2 separate regions of the Homo sapiens genome follow, and region 2 is linked to region 1. The links are chromatin loops, found by intact Hi-C in ENCODE. Cell type or tissue: A673. All regions are shown on one strand.

Evidence for each region. A loop is a pair of places that touch in the nucleus more often than their neighbours do. Peaks named below come from ENCODE experiments on the same cell type or tissue, not always from the same donor. Only the 100,000 strongest peaks of a DNase experiment are listed, where the experiment ranks them.
Region 2: a loop joins it to region 1, with 11 times the contacts of the local background. A loop is called at or near these places in 20 of 110 quality-filtered maps.

The regions. Positions count from the first base shown.
Region 1 is chr3:124,759,095-124,764,094 of GRCh38, reverse strand. It overlaps ITGB5 (integrin subunit beta 5), which reads left to right. Exons shown (of 15, transcript NM_002213.5): 15 at 377-2,147. The coding sequence ends at 472. Among named protein-coding and RNA genes, the nearest start is that of MIR544B, 29 kb to the right of the region's middle. RefSeq lists enhancers at 2,519-2,813, 3,350-3,939, 3,940-4,529. In A673, a CTCF peak has its summit at 2,688 (motif pointing left); DNase peaks (open chromatin) are centred at 2,644 and 3,244; H3K27ac peaks cover 534 bases.
Region 2 is chr3:125,436,094-125,441,093 of GRCh38, reverse strand. No RefSeq gene overlaps it. Among named protein-coding and RNA genes, the nearest start is that of ZNF148, 63 kb to the right of the region's middle. In A673, CTCF peaks have their summits at 2,875 and 3,086 (motif pointing right); a DNase peak (open chromatin) is centred at 3,133.

The DNA of each region.
Region 1 (5,000 bases):
CTCAGATTCTTATGGTCCATTACAACACTCACACCTGCAGTCTGGTCACCCCAGGCAGACTGCAAATGCCCAGAGGACTGAGCGCAGTCAGTTTCTGCTGAACCTGGGCTTGGTTTCTGTTAAAGCTGGAAGGGACTTCAGAGACCTTCTGACCCAACTCCTCCTTCCAGAGGTGGATAGTGAAAGCTTAGAGAAGGCGATGGCTTTCCTGGGGAACACAGAGCTGTCCTAGAGCCCACGGCCGTCTCCTCCTGAGTGCTCTGCCTGCTGCTGTCGCAGGGGGCTGACCTGGGAAGGGATCCTAGGGCCTGCGTCTGTCGGTTTGAGTGTGTGAGCTAACATGTGTCCTCATCCTCTTCCCCGCCGTGTTCTGTAGGCTTCAAATCCATTATACAGAAAGCCTATCTCCACGCACACTGTGGACTTCACCTTCAACAAGTTCAACAAATCCTACAATGGCACTGTGGACTGATGTTTCCTTCTCCGAGGGGCTGGAGCGGGGATCTGATGAAAAGGTCAGACTGAAACGCCTTGCACGGCTGCTCGGCTTGATCACAGCTCCCTAGGTAGGCACCACAGAGAAGACCTTCTAGTGAGCCTGGGCCAGGAGCCCACAGTGCCTGTACAGGAAGGTGCCTGGCCATGTCACCTGGCTGCTAGGCCAGAGCCATGCCAGGCTGCGTCCCTCCGAGCTTGGGATAAAGCAAGGGGACCTTGGCGCTCTCAGCTTTCCCTGCCACATCCAGCTTGTTGTCCCAATGAAATACTGAGATGCTGGGCTGTCTCTCCCTTCCAGGAATGCTGGGCCCCCAGCCTGGCCAGACAAGAAGACTGTCAGGAAGGGTCGGAGTCTGTAAAACCAGCATACAGTTTGGCTTTTTTCACATTGATCATTTTTATATGAAATAAAAAGATCCTGCATTTATGGTGTAGTTCTGAGTCCTGAGACTTTTCTGCGTGATGGCTATGCCTTGCACACAGGTGTTGGTGATGGGGCTGTTGAGATGCCTGTTGAAGGTACATCGTTTGCAAATGTCAGTTTCCTCTCCTGTCCGTGTTTGTTTAGTACTTTTATAATGAAAAGAAACAAGATTGTTTGGGATTGGAAGTAAAGATTAAAACCAAAAGAATTTGTGTTTGTCTGATACTCTCTGTGTGTTTCTTTCTTTCTGAGCGGACTTAAAATGGTGCCCCCAGTGGGGATTGAAGCGGCCGTGTACTTCCTCAGGGATGGGACACAGGCTGGTCTGATACTCCAGACTGCAGCTTGTCAAGTAAGCATGAGGTGCTCGGGGCAGTGAGGGCTGTGCAAGGGGGAACACTGAGCAGATACCTTTGGCCCCTTCCAGCTTTTACTGACAGAGAGTTCCAGGCTAGACACCATAAAAACCACCCCTTGTTCTGAGGGGCTGAGGCTGGAAATAGATTGTACAGACAAGCAAGGGTTGAGTGGTGGTTCCCACACGAAGTCATCTCTTAATCATCATTAGCAATAGCAGTTCCCTTCCAAGGCCTCCCCTCACTCCCGAAACACTTACGTCCCATGCAGGCCCAATGCAAAAAAACACATTTGAGCTTTTTTCCCGCAGGGCCATGAAGTCCCCTTAAGTTCCCATATCTAAGATGGTTGACTGACCCTCTCCCCTTATGTACAGAAGAGGAAACTGATTCTCAGAGAGGGGAAGTGGCTTGCCCGAGTGTTTGTTAGGAGGTTACTGAATGACAAACTGTTCCTAAGACCCCATCTCATGCTGGCCAGAGGGCCAGCCTCCTCATTCCTGCTTGCTCTTAGAAAATCTTTCACTGATCATTTTTTGTCACTGGAATAACTTCAAGGTTATTATGCTTTCATTCCAAATGGATCTGTCCTCAGCTCTGGACCCAATTCCCCTTACTTCATTTTGGCAAACACTAAGTCAAATAGTGAAATGCCTGTCACTACATAGAACCTATTACCTGGGGCAAATACGAACAGATTGAGTTTCCTTCATCTTGTGTAAATATGATGAAACAGAGACCTGGTAACTTGGTGACACTGTTAAACCCTTTTTGGGATAAAGCCAAATGTAAATGAAAACATTAAACAGATAAATTGTGGTGTTGAGACTTTTCTGAATTGAGAAAAATAAATGTAATTTTGGAAGAAACTTTGGGTTTCTCTCATGTTTAATTTTGGGTTTCCTGGAGACAAATCATTAACTGGCTCAGAATCTCATTTTCTCTAAGGGCACGACATTCTTTTTTTTTTTTTTTAAGAGAGGATCTCACTGGGTCACTCAGGCTGGAGTGCAGAGGTGCAATCTCAGTTCTCTGCAGCCTCAATCTCCTGGTCTCCCGTGATCCTCCCAACTCAGCCTCCTAAGTAGCTGGGACTACAGGTGTGCACCATCACACCCAGATAATACTTTATTTTTTGCAGAGACAAGGTCTCACTATGTTGCCCAGGCTGGTTGGTCTACAACTCCCAAGCTCAAGCGATCCTCCCACCTTGGCCTCCCAAAGTGTTAGGATTACATACGTCAGCCACCGCGCCTGGCCTGGGCACAACATTCTTGAGCCACAGATAGCAAAGGAGGATTTGTTCTAGTTCCACTTGACGTGGAAAGTGAGGGTGTTTTCGTCTGACGCCGAGGGATGTTACGGAACCAGTGCTCACGGTGCCTTGCTGCCCCCTGCTGGAAGCTCTTGGCATGAGCTGTTTGGAGATCTGACTCCCGAGATTCCGACCCAATGTATAATTTTAAAGGTTATCCAGCGAGCTGCAAGTGACCACAAAGATAATCTATTCCAAACGCTTCATTTCACAACCCACCCCCAGATGGGTCATTTTGTAATTTTAAGATATTTTTATCAAAATGGGCCTTTGGCCGAGCATGGTGTCTCACGCCTGTAATCTCAACACTTTGGGAGACCAAGGTGGGAGGATTGCCAAAGCCCAGGAGTTCGAGACCAGCCTGGGCAACACAATGAGACCCTGGCTCTACAAAAAAGAAAAAAAAAAAACCAGGGAATTCTCATTCAGCTTGATTGACTAGTACTTTATTAAACTAACCAATCGCTACCTCTTCCAGGGAAGAAATGTGATTTTTAAATTTGTTTAATTAGGATCAAAGCTTGAGGTGATTATCATGAAACTCTTGGGATGAATTTCAGGTAAGAGCAAACAGATGGGGAAAAACGGGCAGGGAGGACAGAAGGTCCTTCTCTGCTGGAGTATGCCCTTTAGCTCCTCCCTCTCCCTGGAGGACATCCAATACCATGGTTCCTACTTGCTTCTGAGGACATCCTTGTATACTCAGCTGTTATGGAATGGATTGTGTCCCTGCAAAAATGCATTTGTTGTAAGCCCTAAAGCCCCAAAGTGATAGCATTTGGAGATGATGGAGCCTTTAAAGAATGAATTGCGATTAAATGAGGTCATAGGGTGGCACCCTAACTCAATGCAGCTGGTGTCTTTATAAGACCAGGTAGAGACCCCAGGGCTGCAGAGAGGAAAAGCTGTGTGAAGACACAGTGAGAAGGTGGCTGCCTGCAAGCCAACAGGAGAGGCCTTAGGGGAAACCATTTTTGCTGACACTTGATCAACTTCCACAGCCTCCAAAACTATGAGAAAGTTAGTTGTTGAAACCACCCAGTCTGTGATATTTTGTTACGGCAGCCTGAGCAGACTAATACAGCTAGTAACAAGCTTTGAGACTGGCAGAGAGGAGGCGGGGAGAAGTAAAAGACGCAAAGGCAGTGACAGTGACAGTGCTGGGATGAGGCTCCGGAAGAGGTGTTGCGCCTGTGGGGTGTGAGGTGCCTGAGGAAGCTGGGGGTTTGTCCAGTGGGCACTGGAAATGCAGACAGGGCATGGCATGTGAACATGCCTGGAGCTGGGTCACTGCCTGCATGGAGGCTGTGAGCACTCAGACAGCTGTGGCCTGGCTGCGACTCAGCGTTGGGGCTCCGAGGTCCTGGCTGCGACTCAGCGTTGGGGCTCCTCTGGAGGTCCCCCAGCTGAGAAGGCCTAGTTAGGTCTCTCCCACCCGGCATCCTGTTCTCCCCCAGCTCTGGGGCTCCAGACTTCATAGTCAGGACCCAGCTCCTACTCAGGCCTTCAGACCCTCCAGGGGTGCAAACATAAGAGCTGGAGGGAGAAGAATAGGAGAGACAGCTGTGAGGGGGCTGCGCCTGAGGAACAGTTCTTCTCAGCCCCCAGAGGCCCTGCCTGCTCAGTTGCTGCTTTGGGAGGGACCCATGGGAAGGAGGGAAAGACAGTCGCTGCCTGGCCAGCCCCCCATCTGCGAGAGCCACCTCCAAGACGGGTTGGGTGATGTGTCAGTGAGAAGGCCTTCATATCCAATTTCTTTCTCTTGGATGTGAATGTCAGGAAGTCCATCTCTCCCCATGACTGATGCTTCCTTCTGTCATACAATGGGGCCTGTATAATAGGTTTGGTATCTTGATGGTTAGGAAGCTGGGAACTGAATGCATTTAGTGGACCAGAGACTGTTCATAACATGGGGACAAGAGAAAAAGAGGCTCGGGTTCTTAGTGCCACCCCTTTTCCTCTCAACCCAACCCCACTGCCCCCTCCATTAACAACCCCCATCCTCTTCCTACCTTCCCCCTCCACACGTCCTGATCCTTCTGATAGATACCCAGCTGCATAACGTCTTCACTTTAAGATGCCTCGAATTCTTGGTGGAAAAAGGCAAGCTCTAAACAGCAAGGGGCAACCCATCAGGGGCAGCCACCTCACTGACCTGCTACAGTAGGAGTTCCTGACCCTTTTGGGTCATGGGCTGCTTTGACATTCTGGTGAATGCTACAGACACCCTTGTTAGAACAATGCCTATAAATGTGTAACAAAGAAGATGCTAAAAAGTCCAATCCTATTTCTCAGGGTTATCATCTCAGTTTGATTTCAAAAACACCCTCCCTGGAAGACACATCATTGAAAGCTTCATTGGTCCCACCCACATAGAATATCAGATCCCTGTGACTGAAAGCAAACT
Region 2 (5,000 bases), 680 kb before region 1:
AATCTCTCTGGCTCTCACATCTCCCTGCCTGCTCAGTAGTCAGGAAGGAGAGACTGAAAGGAGGGTAAAGTGAGGCCCCACACCAGGTGAGAGGGTACCCTGAGAGTGGTTCTTGGGGAGGACACAGGAAGGCACTTAGCTAAAATGAAGGTTTGGGCTAAACACTGCATTTCACTTACTCAGAGACTTTGGACAGGTAGTGTTCCAAACCCCTCTAGAGTTCTTTCCTAGACCTGAGCTCACGTGTGTGACAGCTTGGCATGGTGAGCAGGAAGCCAGTGATAGCTGTGTTAACATTGCCTGAGCCCCAGAGAAACTATGTGTGAGCCTGGGCGGGGCAAGGGCTGGGAGTCCATGTTGCTTGAGCCAGCCTGCAGGGAGGCCCTCCAGGCTTTTTAGGAGTAGTAGAGGATGGGGAGGGGGCTTCCTTAGGAGGTGGTGGGGCCTCAGGGGTCCTGCATCCTGCCCACCTGCAGGGAGCTCCCCAATCCTGCCTGACATTGGAGCTCTGGGCAGCTCCTTTTCGGGCCCAGCTCATGTTCCTTTCTGGGGGACATGCCCTGGCTGGATGGTAACTGAAGACCCCCATCTCCTGTTAGAGATGGAAACTGACCGATAGCTTTTAGTGGGGCCCCTGCAGATGCATGTCAGGGCCCCTGCCTGGAAGCAAGAGGTGAATTCTGGGAAGGGATTTGCAGTTCCCTAAACTCACTTCTGTTTGCCTAGGGGCCCTCAGACCTGCTGTATGCCCTGCCTGAGATAGCTCAGCCTCCAGCCCCACCTCCTTTAGCTGGATAACTTATCTTCACAAACTCAGCCCAGTCATAACCTTCTCTGGGAGATCGTCCCTGAGCCTCTGACTCCCAAAACTCCCTGTACTTCCCCTTAGAATTTAGCCCCACATACTGAAATAGTTGATTTGCGTTTATGTGTGTGTGTGTGTGTGTGTGTGTGTGTGTGTGTGTAGTTAAGTTTTATAAATCTTCTATCTGTCTTTGTTGTTGTTTTAGAGACAGGGTCTTGCTCAGTCGCCCAGTCTGGAGTGCAGTGGTGTGATCTCGGCTCTCTGCAGCCTCGACCTCCCAGGCTCAAGTGATCTTCCCACCTCAGCTTCTGTAGCTAGGGCTACAGGCTCACACCACCATACCTGGTTCATTTTCTAATTTTTTGTAGAGTTGGAGGTCTCCCTATGTTGCTCAGGCTAGTATGGAACTCCTGGGCTCAAACAATCTGCCCGCCTCAGCCTCACAAAATGCTGGGATTACAGGTTTGAGCCACTGTGCCCAGACATCCCAGATGTGTTTGAAAAGAACATGTATTCTCCAGCTGTAGGGTGCAGTGTACTATGCAGGGCCCTCATATTAAGCTTCTAAATTCTATTGTTCAAATCTTTTCTTCTTTAAATTTTTTTTATTTTTTGAGACTGAGTCTCACTCTGTCACCCAGGCTGGAGTACAGTAGCACAATCTCAGCTCACTGCAACCTCCGCCTCCAGAGTTTAAGCGATTCTCTTGCCTCAGCCTCCTGAGTAGCTGGGATTATAGGTGCCTGCCACCACGACCGGCTACTTTTCATATTTTTAGTAGAGATGGGGTTTCTCCATGTTGGCCAGGCTGGTCTTGAACACCTGACCTCAGGTGATCCACCCGTCTCAGCCTCCCAAAGTGCTGGGATTATAGGCATGAGCCATCACGCCCGCCCTCTTTTTTTCTTACTGATTTTTTGTCGTTGTTGTTGTTGTTGGAGGTACTCAGGATTTTATTTTTATTTCTCACGTCTCTTCCATCTGGCTGTTTATTGGCATCCTTTAAATTTTCCTTTGTAATAAATCAGGAATAATAAGTAAGCATTCCCTGGGTTTGTGAGTCATTCTAACAAATTATTGTAATTGCCTGATAAGTGCACAGACAAAATCAATTCACTGAGACTGAGGTATTGCAGTAAACGGAGTTATTACTCAAATCAGTCTCCTGACTTTTTGTTGTTGTTGTTACTGTTGACTTGATCTATAAATTACTGGGAGAGGTGTATTAAAGTCTCCTAAAGTTGAACTTGTCCATTTCTCCTTGCAGGGTTGTCAGTTTTTGCATTATAAATTTTGAAGCTATCTTATCAGCTGCATATAGGCTTTTGTTATATCTTATCTAATTCTGCCTTTTATCAATGTGTCCTCTATTTGTAATGAGAGCCCGATTCTCACCACCCCCCTCAACTTATTTCATGTGCATTTCCCTTTGAAAAATTTAAAGGGCTGCATGGATAAACCACAATTTAACTTTTTGTCTATTATTGGACATTGTTTCTAATTTTTCATTTTTATAAACCACACTGAAGTGAGCATCTTTGTATGCAATTGTTTCTGATGATTTCCTCCTCTGGGTAGATTTCTTGTAGTGGAATTACAAGGTTAGGCTGTATGAACATTTTAAAGACTTTTCATATATGTTGTTCCTTCATGGCTGTTGATGAAATTAGAATTTTTGGTGCCTGTGTCACCCAATTGGCTCCTGTTGAGCTATCTGTTCCCAAAATCCCTCAGTGTTTTTGACTTGGTCTTTTTTTTTTTTTTTGTCCCTCACCCAATATGTGTGCACTTGGCAGACTTTATGTGTCATTTGGAACTTGCATTACTCCTCTTACAATTTAATCCGTTAGATTGGGCCCGTCCCTCCAAACCGTAAGTCTCTCCCAGCCTCTGACCAGCAGAGTGTCGGCCATGATGCAGGGGCCGTGTCTTCTGTAGCTTTGCTCCAGTCAGTTATGGAAATAGTGAGAACAGAACTCCATGGCAAACCACTGGAAACAAGCCCATGGGGATATCAAGTTCTTTTTCAATGAGGCTAATAGTTAATAGTTTATTAAACATTTACTATGCACTAGGCACTACATATATGTTAACTCATTTGATTGTTACGACAAACTCCAAAAGTAGATATTATGGTCTCTATTTTAAGATATGGGAATTGAAATTCAGGGAGAGAGGAAGTCTGTCCAACTGGTCACCCTGCTACTGGGTGAGCAGATCAGGATTCCAACCTCTCAGACTTGGGTTCTGGTCCGAAACCCAAATGGCCAGCCCTGTTCTACAGGAATCTACCACCAGGTGGCGGTAGAGCCAATGGGCCCAGGAACAACCTCTCTGAGATCTGAAATTAGCCACAAAACTGCCTTTTTTTCCTATAAAAAGTAGCGCTGACTTTTATTGACAGTAACTAAAACTAGATTATTCAATAAAATAAATATTAACCTAACAGGCACATTCCTCTGGGTAAAACGATAATAAAGTAAGCAGACCTTTGAACTTGGACCTTTCAAGCCTAGATTTCATCAATATAATTCCTCAGGGGAAAATCTCTTTTTCTAAGTCACCCACACTTGGGCAATTCTCCCTGATTTTCTGCCCATTCTTTGCTGCCTCTGCCCTCTGCACTAGCACACTCCTAGCAGTAATCAAAGCTATAGGAAGACCTTCAACTGGGAAAGCGTATCAGAATTTGAGGCAAGAAATTTAGAGAGTGGGATGTTGGTGGGCAGTGAATGGTCCCCAGGAGATTCGAATATACCCTTCTAGGGGGCATAGGTGGGCATTCCTGGTTCTGGAGAGAATCTCAGATTCACCATCTATCCAGGCACCCTTCAATCTTCCAGCCTGGGAGGAAGGACGTGCCTCTTTCTTTTCTTCAATCTCCCCATCACATTTTGAGATTTTTCTGCTCCACTTTAGAAAAAAAAAAGAAGGTTTTATTTTTTAAACTCTTCCCCTTTCCTTTTTTTTAGCGTTCCTGTCTGTACAAACACTGGTGCTTTGCTTGTCCATTTTCCACTCTTGCTGGGCAGCATCTTTTTCAAACCATTTGAACATACATTCAAATTGTTTCACCATGTTGTGGGTATTGTATTTCAATGGAATTGGAATATGAAAAGGCCTTTTTTTTTCTTTGTCTGAGACAGCATCTCGCTCTATCACCGAGGCTAGGGTGTGGTGGCAGGATCATAGCTCACTGCAGCCTCCACCTCCTGGGCTCAAGCCATCCTTCCGCCTCAGCTTCCTGAGTAGCTGGGACTACAGGCACGTGCCACCACACCTGGCTAGTTTTGTTCATTTTTTGTAGAGATGGGGTTTCACTGTATTGCCCAGGCTGGTCTCGAATTCAAGCAGTCCTCTTCCCCCGGCCTCCCAAAGCTCTGGGATAACAGATGTGGGCCACCGTGCCCAGCAATTGAAAAGGACTTTTAAAACATCCTACCATGTTTTGGTTCTGCCTGGATGGACCAGTGTTTCCCCCTAGCCCTCCCCCAGCAGTGTCCCAGGCATGAGTTGACTGCCTCCCAGTGCCCTGTCCTCACACTGAAGGGAGGGTCCCTCTGCTCCATGCACAAAGGTGAGCTCCTGACTGGCACCAGAGTTAGGGACCTCCAGGTGGGGCTGGTCCTAGAACAGTAGCCAAGACTGAGGCTCTAGGCTGCAAATCAGGGGATTCTGAAGTCACATTCAGGCCTGGTTGGACTCCTGGCTCCACCTCTTACAAGTTCCATGACTTGTCAGTTACTTACCTTTACTGAGCCTCAGATTCTTCAGGGCAAAGTGTGGATAGCACCTGCTTTGCAGAACTATTATATTAGATACAATTGGCCAGGTGTGGTGGCTTATACTTGTAATCCCAGCACTTCGGGAGGCTGAGCCAGGCGGATAACTTGAGGTCAGGAGTTCGAGACCAGCCTGGCCAACACAGTGAAACCCCATCTCTACTAAAAATACAAAAAATTAGCTGGGCGTGGTGGCGCATGCCTGTAGTCCCAGCTACTCTGGAGGCTGAGGCAGGAGAATCACTTGAATCCGGGAGGTGGAGGTTGCAGTGTGCCAAAATTGCGTCACTGCACTCTAGCCTGGGTGACAGAGCAAGACCCTACCTCAAAAAAAAAAAAAAAAAGAAAAAAGAAATGTTATATTAGATACAATAATGACAATAAATGCATGTCAAGTGTGCCTGGTAGGTATG